2 separate regions of the Homo sapiens genome follow, and region 1 is linked to region 2. The links are chromatin contacts, found by Hi-C or POLR2A ChIA-PET in ENCODE. All regions are on one chromosome and are shown on one strand. The core of a region is the stretch at or near the end of the contact, and the rest is flanking DNA. Distances in the headings are between cores, read along the strand shown.

Region 1 (2,700 bases), core at 5-2,504, 46 kb before region 2:
CTTTGTCTTAATCTCTTGATAAATAAAATAAAATAAAAGCAAAAAAAGAATATACTCTTCCTGTTAATCTTGGCTAGGAGCACAACAGTTGATTATCTCACTTTCAGTGTGGGCAATCTGGGTATAGATGGTATTTAATGAATGGCAGCCACCATCATATGGAAAGCATGATGGTCCTCAAGAACAGGCTTATGGTCAGAGGTGGAATGCATGGACGGCTAACTCACATGCCTATGGAGGTCTAGTAGGTGACTTAAAGAGTGAGGCAAACTAAGGCTGAAACACAGGGAGGGATGGGGGAAGGGAGAGACCACACATCCCCACCAGAAGTCAACAGGTGATGGTGATCACACGCAATTGGTTCAGTGCTGGCAAATCTCCTGATTTCTGCAAAACTGAGAGGCCTGTCATCTTTCCTACATGGTTAAAGATAAGAATCAGATTCACAGGAACACTCTCAGGGTAGTTGAGTGTCTTCAGAACAGGGATGCCACTTACCAAAGGAAGGGGCCACAGCCAGAAACCAGAGCTGAGTGCCCAGTAGTGCTGGAAGAGGCAACTCCAAAAACCAGAACAATATCCAAAACCTTTCGATTCCTATCCTTAAAGAGGAGCATGTTATTGGGAGGAGATGAGTTTCACGATGTATTTCAGGACAAGAGTATTTTGATATTCCTCGGATCTGATACTGCAAAAGCAACTGCTTATACAGCTGTCCTATGGCCCAACTTGAGATATAGTTCAACTCCTCTCCTCTTAGGGAAGACATCAGCTACAACTGCTTCAAAAAAGAATACCCAGAACAATTGGAGAAACAGAAGGATCTCCATATAAACAAAATAATAAATTTAATGCAAGTCTCTTTGATCCTGGAAAGGCCCAATTAAAAAAGGCCTCAAACATCTATATTGTGTAAATTCAATAATATGCATTATTGACACTAAACTAATGTCAAACTTCTGCTCCATTTTCTGCCACGTACACCCAGCCATCCTGCCACGTACACCCAGCCATCCTGCCACTAAACCATTAAGGCAGTTGTTGAGAGAGAAGGATCCAATCAGACCTTTTTCTTCCCGTGCAATGATGATGCAATTCTTAATATTCTAAGAGCTGAAGTCATATAAACAGCCTGCTTTTTCAAAAGTGTCATCTGAGCTCCTTCCGTTTGCCAGGCCTTAGACACTAAAAAAAAACAAAGATGGATAGGGCAAAGTCCACTGCTTGGCAGTCAAACAGATAAAAAACTAACCATTTGACCATGTGAGAGGAAGCATATGTATGAACAAAATGCTACAGTATATGAGTGTGGGAGTCCCTAATTCTTCCTGGGAGGTAGAGAAAGGGACATTTGAGCTAGGCTTTACATGATTGTGAAATATAGGAAGGGTTGTTCCAGAACACGACACCTCGTCTGGAATTTCTTATTCATAAAACCCAATATCTGGTTACCAGGTGATTACCAAGTAAACTTTTTGTTTGATGTGGTTTCACCTTGGGTTTTCTTTTTGTTTTGCTTTGTTTTGACTTTGTTTTTATGAAGAGCACCTGAGAAATTTATAAATTCTCTTTTACTAAGTCCTATATTGCCCTTGAGTTTAGGGTCAAATTATAAATGTTTCTCATCTCTTTTCCTAGCTACTGACTTTCTTTAAATAGGATCCCATAAAGTGACACAATGACATTTCATAACAAACTCAATGCATAAAACTGCTGAAGTGTTTGAAAAATATAAAAGCTTTATGACAATACATATCAAATGATACAGAATATGAAAAGTCCTGGAACATTAGTGGGACTGACTAGAAATAAATCTATCTTAAATTAACCTCAGTTTTATAGAAGTGGAAACAGCAATTATATAGAGGAAAATTTTCAAAACCAATAGTTTTTATGTTATTACATTGATGTCCCAACACCATGGATGGCTCATTGTCATTCGATGACTGTACCAGCCTATTTCATTCTTGAGACCTTAATTATGGTATTTCCCAGGAGGTGAACTATGGGTGAAAAATCATGAGCTTTTTGTAACACAACAAACCAGACCAAAAAAAGAAAATCTGAGACTGTGAAAAATGAGAAAACACATCACGTGTCTTCCAATTTATCATGCCACATGCCTTCAAGATAATTATCATTTGTCATTTTGGCTTATACGTGAAAAAATCTGATAAAAGATAGGCAAAATTAAATCAAATGCTTTTAGCAGGAACTTAATGAATTCCCCCCACTAATGTTTACATTGCTAGGCTATCTATTTGTAGATCATCTGTCATTAGTTTCCAAAGGGTTCTATTTTCTGATATGATACTTACAGTTTGTTATGAATCAGCTAATTATACAATAACCTTTACCAGCAGCAAAACCAGAATTACATGGATTTCAGGACAGTTATTTCTAATCCCCATTTTAAATTACATCTGTCTCTTAAGTCAGGAGAAAAGAGGCAGTTGGAAAACAAGCCACCTACAGCTAAAGCCAATCGATGGATTTGTTTTGTTGGACAAGTTAATGGGAGCCGCAAACAGGAGATCTGTATTTTCATAAACTAAATGCTATGTATAAACACACTCTTATCATTCCTAGTTAATGGTACAACTTGGTAAAGACTCACTATTTTTGCCTGATGACTTGCTTATGACATACAGAAATCATCTCCAGTAGGTTCCAAAATAGTCTTAGTGGAAAGGGACAGGC
Region 2 (2,700 bases), core at 124-2,623:
GGACAGGGACAAGACCAAAAGCAATCAGGAATAAGTGCTACTTAAATCAGAAAAATACTCAAAATGCTGAACACATGCTGGTGTAGTCTCAAACAAAACTGGGTGATGGCATTTTCTATAATGACTGTGTAGTCTGCCATGGCGGGTGGCCCAAGGAAGTGATAACAGGGGCAGAGGATCTCTAGGTCACGTGTTCAAAGTCATAATTCTCAGGTGTCTAAAACTTGTTCATATATCTGACAGCTGTTCAATGACTGATGTGAAAAGAATCAGAGGTTTTAGTTTAGGGTCTAGCAAAACAGATGTTCCCCTTTATAACTGACACCTTTGTTATGATAGAGGAGAGTTTTTTGAAAGAAATTAAATCAGTTCTAGTCCTTAGATTGCCTGCTGAGATGTTTTTGGACTAGTCAGAGTCTGTTTTTTCTTTTTGTTGTTGTCGTTGTTGTTGTTGTTTTTGTGTTTCCCAAGAGCATCCCACTATGGCATAACGATTTGTTTGAAATGTTTAAATTTTTTAAAAATCAAAGGTAGGAGTTGTCTAAGAGTGATAAGGCAGTCATTTAATATAGCTCTTTCCGCTGCTTCTATCTTTCTTTATTCTTTTGCAGTCGCTTGCAAAAGGTTATCTGCCACATTACAGGTCTGTGTTCATTTCTTTATCAGCATATGATCTATAAGAAAACATTCAGCCTGGAGCGGTGGCTCTTTTTCCCTTTGAAAATAGTGCAGTGGCACCACGGGGTTGTTTTTTGTTTTTTGTTTTTTCGTTTGTCTTGTTTTGTTTTGTTTTGAGATGGAGTCTCTGTCACCCATGCTGGAGTGCAGTGGTGCCATCTCGGCTCACTGCAACCAACCTCCATCTCCTGGGCTCAACCAATTCTCCTGTCTCAGCCTCCCAGCACCTGCCACCAGGCCCAGCTAATTTTTGTGTTTTTAGTAGAGTCAGGGCTTCACCATGTTGGCCAAGCTGGTATCGAACTCCTGACCTCAGGTGATCCACCCACCTCGGCCTCCCAAAGTGCTGGGATTACAGGCGTGAGTCACTGTGCCTGGCCGGTTTTTGAATTATCTAATACTTTAAAATATGTTTCCTCCCTTTTAAACCCAAAGTTCTAAGTGGGAGGATATGTGTCCTGGGCATTAAGTGGGAGATGCAGATAGTTCCTGAAGACCTCCACAGCAGTAGACTTCTTGGGCTACAGGGGAGCCCACTTTCTCCAGGGACCATATTTGTTTAACTTGTCCCTGCATGTGGACTGCCCTGTGGCAAACCACTGTAAAAGAATGAAGTCTCCTAAGAATTGTGCTTGAGTTTGTACATTCCTTGGTGTCGGCTAAAGCCACAGGAACTTTGGCAGTATTTTGAAGTTACACCCGTTCCCTATTGCAATGCAGGTCTGTGAAATAATGCCTTAGCTCTGCCAAAAACCACAGTGATTATCAACAGTGTAAATAATCAAGTAAAAGCACTTTTCCACAGCCCAGTGACTAGATTGTCAAGAATGCAAAAAGTAGTAGCAAAAATTGATTGCCATTTGCAAAGATAATTTCTATCTGAATTATATTACTGTATTGCAACAGCGATGCATAATGTGTGTCCAGCATCTTTGTAATAAACATTTTAGGTTTAATTTAGAAATCTCTGAGTCATTAGAAAAGTTCTTTCTCATTATGATGAAGGGGCCATGGTGAACTCAGCACTATTACAGTCTAAAGAGGGAAAAGAAACAGACAAGCAAGCTACACGTGTGAGAAGCAGAATTGCTCCTAGCTGAAACAATAGGAAAAAGTTCAAAATATAGATAGCTGCCTATTATTGAATAATTAATATAAGTATGGCTGTTTTACATTATCAAGCAGCCTGAGTATTTTCAATATTCCAATACAATGTGATATGGTCATTGATTTGTTGTTGTTTTAAACTCTTCATTTCTGCGAGGAAAAGAAGACTTCACATCTAGCAAACAAGGTCAAATAGATCAACTAAACTAGACCTTTCCGCCCCTCACAGATACCCCTTGTGCTGCTGCTTCAATTATTCCTGACATTGGTATTCAATAACTCAGGCTGGCAAGATGGTTTTAGAGCTCCACCCCAACCCTACACTGCTGGAAAATCTTATTTAAATTGAATTTTTCACTCTTCATCTCTTCGTTTCAGAACCAGGAAGATGTCTGCTGAAAAGCATCAGGCTGGCTGGCATGGTGGCTCAAGCTTGTAATCTCAGCACTTTAGGAGGCCGAGGTGGGCAGATCGCTGGAGGTCAGGAGTTCGAGACCAGCCTGGCCAACATAATGAAACCCCATCTCTACTAAAAATACATAAATTAGCCAGGCATGGTGGCCCATGCCTGTAATCCCAGCTACTCAGGAGGCTGAGGCAGGAGAATCGCTTGAACCCGGGAGGTGGAGGTTGCAGTGAGCCAAAATTGCGCCACTGCACTCCAGCCTGGGTGGCAGAGCGAGACTCTGTCACAAAAACAAAAACAAAAACAAACAAAAAAAAAGAAAAGCATCAGGCCTTACTGGAAATTAATGCAACGGAAACATAATTCTCTTGAGCCTTGGGCCTTCTCTCGAGATTAGTAGGTGTGACTCAGTGGTTCAAAACCAGGCTGTTTATATGAGTGGCCTAAGGGGCTTTTTAAAAATACTGATCGCTAAGCACAGCCTTCTCCAGGGACCATTTAATTAAAAA

Evidence for each region. A loop is a pair of places that touch in the nucleus more often than their neighbours do. ChIA-PET counts read pairs that join two places held with the same protein, here RNA polymerase II (POLR2A). Pooled maps may share reads with other maps.
Region 1: a map of PC-9 shows a loop between it and region 2 (6-fold over the local background). The contact joins two enhancer-like sites. A Hi-C loop is called at or near these places in 2 of 168 maps with a recorded cell type or tissue (PC-3 and PC-9) and 3 of 50 pooled maps. POLR2A ChIA-PET finds 5 or more read pairs at or near these places in 5 of 52 experiments (AG04450, CD8-positive, alpha-beta T cell, OCI-LY7 and 2 more).

What each region holds. Positions count from the first base shown.
Region 1 is chr3:177,522,750-177,525,449 of GRCh38, reverse strand. All of the region lies in intron 1 of LINC00578 (long intergenic non-protein coding RNA 578), which reads right to left. Among named protein-coding and RNA genes, the nearest start is that of LINC00578, 82 kb to the right of the region's middle. Within about 2 kb of position 1,254, at least 3 of the 41 ENCODE cell types and tissues checked have a DNase peak (open chromatin) inside an H3K27ac peak, as active enhancers do; they include PC-3 and PC-9, where a contact is called at or near this core.
Region 2 is chr3:177,477,349-177,480,048 of GRCh38, reverse strand. All of the region lies in intron 1 of LINC00578 (long intergenic non-protein coding RNA 578), which reads right to left. Among named protein-coding and RNA genes, the nearest start is that of LINC00578, 37 kb to the right of the region's middle. Within about 2 kb of position 1,373, at least 15 of the 41 ENCODE cell types and tissues checked have a DNase peak (open chromatin) inside an H3K27ac peak, as active enhancers do; they include PC-3 and PC-9, where a contact is called at or near this core.